Regions from separate parts of the Homo sapiens genome. Here region 1 is linked to region 2. A link is a loop called in an ENCODE intact Hi-C map of the cell type or tissue named here. Cell type or tissue: A673. All regions are shown on one strand.

Region 1 (5,000 bases), 150 kb after region 2:
ATTTGCTCTCTAACTCCTCAATTTAACTTCCAAATTCAGGATTTCCTACGGGCTTAGAAAAGGTTTCCTTAATCTCTGACTTTAATCTCTCATTGGGTGATTTAATTTTCTACGGGTCTGTTTAATGTTTTATTGGGTGATTCTTTTTTCATGGATTTAAATATCATCTCCATAGTGATGGTTTCTAAAATTTTAACTTCATTAACATTACCTTTCTAAGATTCATGTCAAATTCTTAATTGAAATCTCTATTTGGGGATCTCATGGACAGTTTATATTTAACTTGTAACAGTTTAAATATCATTTTTTCCCAGTCTTACCTGTCTAACTTATGTCATAAAATAAGAGCAATGTAACACTTGTAGCCCTTGTCAGAATTCTAGGAGACATATTTAAGACCCTTCTAATTTTAATCCATTAGTAATAAAAATAACATTTATTGAATGTATATTATGTGCTATGCACGACACTATGTTTACTACAGACATTATTTAATCTTCACAATCCACATATGAGGTATATATACTATTATACACCTCCTTTTCTACAGATGGGAAAAAGCTTAAGTGACTCATGGAAGGATGTTTAGCTAGTAAGTGACGTAGCCAGGATTTCAGAACAGACCATTTTGTTTCAGAGTTCATATTTTTATAGTCATTACACTATATCTCAAATTATAATAAAACTACACGTAACACATGCATAACATTTATTATGATCCAAGCACAGTTGTAAGTGCTTTAGATATATTAAATCATTTATGAGGAATATATTTTTATTATGCCTATTTTGTACATCAGGAAACTGCACAGAGAGGTTAAGTAATTTTCCCAAGGCCAGTAAATCATAGAGACAGAATTTAAAACTGACCTAGGCTCCAGGGAGTGTGTTCTTAACCATAGTGATATCCACACTTTTGGTTGACCTGTGGATTCTACCTGCAAAATCCATTTTGATGTTTTCCATGGCTAGAGAGCAAAATCATGCTAAGGTTTGTAGGAAGGATGCCAGAATGCATAACTTGTTAGGGAGCTGGAATGATAATCAAAATATTCCAGGTTGGATTACCTCAGACTACAAAGTGCAAAGAGATGTTTCGGATTGTTATTAAAATGTCTGAGTCTAGCCAGTTGACAAATGCAGGCCTCACAGTAGGAAAAACCACCACTAATTCTTTCAGCAAGCTAGGTAACTATTACAGGTAAGCAGGAAGCAACCTGAATGACTCTGTTAATCATTATGAGAATGTGAGATGGATAAGCCAGACAGAAATATTCATACTTTATAGTCTCATTTTATAAGAACCAGAAGGGTTGCAGGAGGCATCATTTTGCCAAACTACTGTGCAAGTGCCCTGGGACTAAGACCCAGATATTCTAATTCATACTCAGATGGTCTTCCTATTACATTATGTGTGCATCCCTTGGTTCCTTATTGGAGTTTTCAGAGTAAGCCAAGAAATAAGGCCGTAGATTTGAGAACAACTAAAGATACACGAAAAAGCAATGCCACATATTAAGAAACAAGGAAACTGGTATCTGGTGGTCACCTTACTAAGAAAAAATTTTGAAAGGTTAACTTCAGTATTCACAGATTTTGGCAGATAATATTTCAAAATAAATTCCTATAACTTGGAGGAGAAGAGGAAAGGAGTGGGGTTAGCTTTTAGAAAATCTATTTTCATATCATGTTTGGTTGAAATATTTTAAACTAGAATACTAATAAGCACTACTGAAGATATTTCTACAGTTATAAAATTGTATAATATAGAAAAATATAAATGTATGTGGGACCAGCTCATTTGCATGTAATTTAAATATGTCATAAGAGAGTTGAACAACAGCGAACTTCAAATAGAACTATCGGTTATACTAGAGTATAGGTACAAAATCAAGATTAATCAGGAAAAGTTAAGAAGTATCTTTATATAGACCACATTTTGTAACCAGTTAAATTTTAGAAAAAGGTACATATGTTCTCAAAGTTTAATTTTCACATTGACATATATTGTGAAAGCAAAAAGAATAAGGTTTATAGGAACATAATTGGGTGCTAAGATAGGTGAGGTTAGAGCTATCACAGATGCATAGGTTATAATTTAATGAATTCTTTTCTATATCATTATTAAAATATTTTCTGAAAAATAACGGGATTGTTGGTGGAGGACAAGAATCATCTACCAAAAACTCCTGAGCTAGTTGGTTTTCAGAAATCATAACTTTTTGTATTTGAGAAATGTAATGTGGAGCTTAATTTAAATGTTACATAATCCTCGGGGGTTTGAATAGCACCCTATAATCAGTCATATTAATATTTACATTACAGAGAAAAAAAAGACTATAAATATTCTATCGTCAGGTTAAGTCAGATTATTCCACAAAATAAGTTCAAGTTAGGTCAGATTTTGCCCTTCCAAAGTGAGTTAAGGTAACAGTTTTCAGAGCTTTAGGGTATCAAAACTGCACGAAGGCTTGAGGCACTATCCAAGAGCACCACGGTGATTAACAGTGCCATCTAGTGGCAAAGAAGTGAATCTGTGCACCCGTACATATTTGTCAATGACTATAATGCTAGTAACACTTATATTTAACAAAATAATTAATCAAGTATTTTCTCTCTGGGGATATAAAAATAGATAAGAAATTTTCCCCTACAGAGAGGAATTTTTAGTCTACGAATAAAGACATTGTGTACACATACTGTCAGTACAACATAATTAGTGTAATGGAAGATGGTAATACGGGAGAGGCTCTTACTTGGATCAACTGGGGAAACGTTTTCTGAAAGAGGAAGCAGCTGAGTGAAGACTTGAAAGTAGATGGAAAGGGGTAAGACTGCTTCTACAAAGAAAATGCAGAGAAGAAGGCAAAAACAGAAATCCAAACTGATAGAGGTATTGACATAAGATAAAACTAAACAGGACAAGAGGAAAGATTCCTGACTCATATATAGTAACTTCTTGAATGCCAAATGTTAAGCATGTTTGTTTATTTCTAGTTTTTAATATTCTATTTGATTTAATGTCACTGCTCTTTATTATCAGTCTTTAATGGAAAATAAAATTTAAAATTATATATTATGTCCTATATCTATAAAATAACTTCAGATTCTTTTGGAAATTAAAAAAACCTATTTTTTTTATAAATTATAAAAATAATATAAAGTATTATTTTAAATAATTAATCATTTGCAACTTACAATATAAACCTTAAGGTATGGGCAGTAATCTACGCATGAGGGTAAAATGTGTCTCAATTAGAGAGTTAACTGGATTATTGCATCATAACAATTTACCGTCAATCCAATTGACTCTACTGATAAGTGTTTTAAATTATTATTTCATAATTTTTCTAATAATGACTCTTTTTTTCATTTTATTTGCTTCTATTCTTATTGAGACCTATTTTACCCTCAATTGTTTTGCAATGTTTTTATGATATTTGGACATTCTGGTCCATGTTTCCCAAATTATAGCTTTATTCCAATTTTAATGTAATAAGAATATTTATTTTTCTATTTGGTGAAAATCTCTCAGACTACCACTCACGGAACTTTTTTTTTTTCTTTTGGCCTCTGTATAGATCAAACCGGAAGGATTCAGAGCCATTGCAATTCAATAGGCCCATATTAAGATACAGAAAATGCATTTGCTATTCTTCATCCTCTAGGTAGTGGCCGCAGATACCTGTATGTGGACACATATACACAAAAATGCAACTTTAATTTGATCAAACAATACTCATACTTACTATTTATAAAAATTTATAAATAAATAAATAAAAGGCAAGCAAGGATTGGTAAACAATCTACAGAGAAAAAAAAATTTGTTTAAGAGTGTGATGCCAAGAATGCTGTGTACCTTGGACAGGCAAAGAAAACTAAGTTCAGTAGAATAGTGAGAATTAAAGGCAGCCGGCAAGGAGGCCAGAAATGCCTCTTAATTCCAACTACATTTTTTTCGTACAGGTCTTCCTCCCTTTCCATGTTCTGTTATGTTTATCTGTTCACAGTCTTTCTCCAAGAGACTATGAAAGCTTTATGAAAAAGTCCACCTGCTGTTTAACTTTGTATTCCTTGTATGTGGCATAGTACATAGCATGTATGCATTTTATTTATTTGGATCTATATTCACAGTAAATAAATTCTTTATTACTTTGTGCTGACATATGTACACCCTTCCCTATTGCTGACCCGCACATGCAAGAAGCCTTAATAAGGCTGTATGAGATAGAGCAAGAACACGGGGTTCTTCAGCACAGCCCAGGAGCTGCAGTCACTTTATCAGATGTCCCTTCCTTAGTTCCTGATATCCGTTCTGATTCCTTTTCCCCCCACTGAGGCCATGTGCTTCATCGTAGGCACAGTGAAATGCCAAAACAATGTTTGTTTTACATTTGTCACTACATTGCTCGTTCATTTTGCTTAAAAATAATTTAATTTGTGAAACTGTCAAAACTACAAATTTAGTCAACATCTTAAGGCCTTATAAATTTTTCTTTTTAATTTCCTTCCATCAATAAAGAGACACAGTGTTAAAAGTCTTCTATTACTGAGATAATTTTAATAATCATTTTAATTAGAACAACTAAACATAAGTTAGCTAAGTGCATAGTGAATAAAGCAGCAAAATACTCTAAAGAATCTTATTGGGGTTGAAGAAATGAACTATAATTATCCAAAACCATGGGTTAAGAAGAAGAAAGAAAGAAGCAAGGAAATTGAAGGCAGAGAGGCCAGAATGATAGTGAAATAACCATGTTAGATGAATGTGTCTTTTCCAGTTCCTTGGGTATACAATTTTTATAAAATGTGAAAGAGGCTACATGGATGATCACAGATTTGTTCTTTTATGAAAACTTAAACAAGATCTTAAAATATTTTCCCTTTAGATACCACAATTTTTTTCTTTCTTCTTCACAAATGAGCTTCTTTGGAAATGCTGATTAATACAATAAAGACAAAATTTTATTAGTTTTATTACTACTCCTGTTTGCGTCTCA
Region 2 (5,000 bases):
TGGAAATCATAGTCCTTGAGTATACAGACTAAAAAACAAACTAACTAAAACCATAATGAAATGTTAACAAAATATATACATTTAAAAAAGAATTGCCATCAGAGAACATAGCGAGTCTTAGACTCTCCAAGAATTGTTTGTGTCACCATCCATTGACCAATTTTAACTGCCAAATTAGGCCAAAATACAGTGCAAATGATCTTTGCTGATTTTTATCAGGCTTTGGCTTGATTAAAATAGTGTTATGTATGATAACAGAGCTAAGAATCTCACAGAGAGAACAGAAGTCTCCTGCATGAGACTGTCAAAGTAATTTGAGATATTTTTTGACTTTGGGTTCTGATCTCCCAGTATTAGATCCTCACTTGTTTTGAATCCTGGTATCTGTACTACGAAATTTAATATGTGGCAGTGTGAAAATTGTGAAATCAAATTCAAGGTCACCAATAGACAATACTACTATAAAACATAGTAAGTTCTGACCAAGGAATAGTCAAATGAAACAAAACATTATCTTCACAACTTTTCTGTAAGTTGGAGCAGAACTTTATAAAGAACACCAATCTTCATCTGAGGACTGAAAAATCCAAAACTGCTGTATTTTTAATAAAACTGTCCCCATGTGATATTACTCTTTGGAAATCTCAAAACTAAGAATGGTCTTGTTTTTCCTATCTGCCATGAATCACCAGAGATATGTTTCATCTTAGAAATTTCACTCTCCAAAGTGAACCTCCTTCTGTAACACACAAACTTGATTTGGAAAACAAACTTAATTGCAAAGCACCAATTTGTCTTCAATATTCATTATCTGTGAGTCTTTATTACTGTCCTAGAAAATTATATAACAATTTTCTTTTAATTATCTTCCTGAGGATACACCTCATTTCCTGATGACAATTGGAAAACATCCAAATGGCGACCAGCCATAATTATGATATGTTACTTAATCAGAAGCTTCAGTAGCTATTCACAGTCACTATGTTTATTAACTTCAGTTTCAAATCATGACATTATTCTAAACTTGTTCATAAAGTATTAAGACATACCATAGATATGTAAAATTTGATGAATTTATTTAAGGGTTTTGTAAAAAATTGTTTTGTAAAATTGTCTTTCATTGACTCCGGTTATGTGGAATAATTAATATATACATAAAATATACACACATAGATATAAGGAAGGAGTCAGGTATTTTTATTCTTATAAAATGTGTTATGGTAAACAAACATGTAATTGGTTCAAGAAGAAAGGCCTCCGCCAGACACTGAAGATTTCTGTGACAGAAAAGAAATACAAAAGGAATGATGGATAAGAAAAGTGATAGGACATTTAGAAAAAGAAAATAAGGGCTCATGCCTGTAATCCCAGCACTTTGGAACCAACCCAAATGTCCAACAATGATAGACTGGATTAAGAAAATGTGGCACATATACACCATGGAATACTATGCAGCCATAAAAAATGATGAGTTCATGTCCTTTGTAGGGACATGGATGAAATTGGAAATCATTCTCAGTAAACTATCGCAAGAACAAAAAACCAAACACCGCATATTCTCACTCACAGGTGGGAATTGAACAATGAGAACACACGGACACAGGAAGGGGAACATCACACTCTGGGGCCTGTCGTGGGGTGGGGGAAGGGGGAGGGATAGCATTGGGAGATATACCTAATGCTAGATGACGAGTTAGTGGGTGCAGCACACCAGCATGGCACATGTATACATATGTAAGTAACCTGCACATTGTGCACATGTACCCTAAAACTTAAAGTATAATAATAAAAAAAAATAATTTAAAAAAACATAAAAAAAAAAAAGAAAAGAAAATAAGGATTTCTCCTCTTTGAGAACCTGGAGATTCTGCATGTGATTGCGGGTTTTGCAAGAAGGGAAAGATGTGGGACGATTGCCCAGAAGCCAACAAAGCACTTTTCAAGTCTTAGAGCATCAAACCGTATTGTTTCTTAGGCTTGTGTATTAGCACACATGGCGTGGTCAAGGAGAAGCCTAGACAGAATTATAGTCACATCTCCGGGAGTCATAAGAAAGATTTTGTCATGCACAAGAGAAAAGGGACATTTTATTATCATTTTTTATACCAAACCCATTTATTGAGTAAGCACTTAATAAATGTGAGCGAGCAGTTCCTATCAATGGTGACGTCATTAAAAAGATTGCTGGATTAAGTGCAGCTATTGGATGCTTCCAGCAGGGGGAAGCAGACCTCTTTATAGTTAGAGTGACTGATTTCAAAGATGGCCCATTTGCAACTAACAATTACCAAGGAGTTGGTTTGTTGATATTCCAGAGTTGAGATCACCAAAACATGACGATACTAGTCTATCTGCTTAATCATCCTTCATCTGTAAACATTTATTCCTTCAAACTGCATTTTTTAAGTAAATCTGATGGAGGCAATAAATATTTTAGAATCACCACATGAAGATACACAAAGTATTTTATATATTATATACATTGGTAAATGGATTACTCTCCTTTAGTCCATAACACAACTTCAATTAATGATTTATATTCTGGACTGCATATTGAATATGGAGGCTAGAATCATAGACTACTAGGCAGGAATCTTCAAAAGTTGAGCATAGTTGCAGACAGGTTGGAAGTGCGAGCCATGCATTCACAACTTTGTATTCCTACTTAGCTATGACTATGCCCTTGATTTTTCTTTGTCCTGTCCAACTGCAAGGAAGAGAGCTAGCAAAGGTTTTCTAATAATATTTATTCAGAATTCTAAACTTATCAACATGCCAACTCAGACAATTGAAACTGCTCCTATGCACATGCCCTTGTCTTGCTCTGCTAGTCTGAGTTTCTCGCAAGGTAAACTGAGAACAGCCAGAATTTCTGGATTTCTTCCAGAAACTCAATCTCTTTGCTTCCAAGTCTGACACCCCAGCTTAAAGTTAGAATTATGAATAAATAAATATTAGTAGCACCTTTTGGAGTCATGATGAACTCATAACACAAAACTCAAACTCTCAAAATTAATTACTTTGTAGTTTCCCAGGTACCTTTCTGTGAACAATGCCTATCATACATCATTTATATATAGAAAATGTTTGTCATTATAATTGTTTTGCTTGCTAATTTGTTCTTTTTGGTTTATAAGGCTGAAAGTTTGGACTCTATTTGAAAAGCAAAAAAACAATGAACAATTTTTTAGGAATAGTGGATGTGCTATTGATACGGAATTTTAAGCTTTATGTGTGTGTATGTATGTGTAAGAGACACACACACACACAGAGAATGTGATATATATACATATATATGTATATATATAATCTTTTGATACCACAAAGTTCAGAGCAAAAATTTTTAGACTGCAGCCAATGGTTTAGATGTCTAAAGGGAGGTAGCACGTCCATATTTGGATGGGAGGTGAGGCAGACATGCTTGAAGATGCAGGGATGATGCGTAGCAATACAGGAGAGGGGATCACACAAAAGCTGAGAGAGGAGGTTTGAGATGAGAGCTGCAGGACTGCTATGTACAGTTATGCACAGTGTCCATTGTACAACTCCGGGAGGACAGTGAATACCAATTCCAGTGAGTTGTGCCCTTGGAATTGTGTGGTATACAATACACAAATCTATTGACCATGTATGGTAGTCTTACACGTGACAAGTGACAAAAAACACAGGAAGCTCCTCAAAAATATTTATGAGGTGGCTGGATTATGTAACATCATGCCTAATAAGAACCTAGAATATTTAGTTTAGATAACAACAGAAAGGATGACCACAGAATACTGGAAATTTCAGAGTGGAGAGATACTCTTATAGTTTAAATAAATATCTTTTAAAAAACCACTGAAAACTTACTTTGCTTATTGCCCTATCAACTAAGCTTTTCCCTTTGTATGCTACTTTGCAATTCTGTGATCAGAACTAATCTTAATTTTCCATTCCCTTGATGAAAAAAATAACCTATTAGTTTCATACGTATTTGTTCCTATTGTCTTTGGATTTCTATGCCATATTCATTTTAATTTTCACTTGAAATAATCTTACATTTGTTATCTTGTCCCCGCACAGCTAAGCCTCCTTCAAGCTATCCCTATTCTCCATCCTAGAGTTTAATCCCGTTAAACATAGATCTCTTGTTACAAAGAGTGCATAGAGAGATGTATACTTTCTTTTCTTTTTTTTTTTTTTTTTGATATGGAGTCTTGCTCTGTCACCCAGGCTGGAATGCTGTGGCACGATCTTGGCTCACTGCAACCTCCACCTCCCAGGTTCAAGCGATTCTCCTGCCTGAGCCTCCTGAGTAGCTGGAACTACAGGCACCATGCCCAGGTAGAGACAGGGTTTCACCGTGTTAGCCAGGATGGTCTCGATCTCCTGACCTCGTGATCCACCCACCTTGGCCTCCCAAAGTGCTGGGATTACAGGCATGATTCACCACGCCCGGCCGAGATGTATACTTTCAATAAGCATTTATTGTGTACTTAACACTATGAGTGGCAAGAAACCACTCTTCCCTGAGTGGTCATGGCTTCGATACAACTTCTTTCTCTCTCTCTTTTATATTAAACAGGAAAATCAGGGCTATTTTTTTCTCATTGAAGTAATTTAAGAGTATTATGCTTCAGCTGCTGAATGAAGAGATCAGTCTATATGATATGATTTTAAAGGAGCCAGAATCACTCAAATCTATGTAAAATGATTAATATATACACCAGTAGTTCGCAGGCTATCTGGTTTTACAAAGTCTCCTAGGTTTTGCGACCGATAAGGGACAATTCACTGGGAAAATTGATTTTACTGATGTATCATATGTTCCTGGATTATTGAGTTCCTACTTACCTGTCAAGACATTGCTGAGGCACCACCTATTCTTTGAAGGAAAAAACGCTAATTACTTCCTTCTTTCATATGTGAACTTCTGTACGTATGCATGTCTTCTCACGGCTCATACCACCTGTTTTGGAAATAAATGTTTACTACACTGTCTGTAAATGACTGGAGGGCAG

Evidence for each region. Hi-C counts contacts between places; a loop is a spot of excess contacts. Peaks named below come from ENCODE experiments on the same cell type or tissue, not always from the same donor. Only the 100,000 strongest peaks of a DNase experiment are listed, where the experiment ranks them.
Region 1: it touches region 2 in a loop (5-fold over the local background); 24 of 110 quality-filtered maps call a loop at or near these places.

Annotation. Positions count from the first base shown.
Region 1 is chr3:87,348,314-87,353,313 of GRCh38, reverse strand. No RefSeq gene overlaps it. Among named protein-coding and RNA genes, the nearest start is that of POU1F1, 74 kb to the right of the region's middle. In A673, a CTCF peak has its summit at 2,532 (motif pointing left); a DNase peak (open chromatin) is centred at 2,503; H3K27ac peaks cover 422 bases.
Region 2 is chr3:87,501,310-87,506,309 of GRCh38, reverse strand. No RefSeq gene overlaps it. Among named protein-coding and RNA genes, the nearest start is that of POU1F1, 230 kb to the right of the region's middle. In A673, a CTCF peak has its summit at 2,208 (motif pointing right); DNase peaks (open chromatin) are centred at 879 and 2,219; H3K27ac peaks cover 996 bases.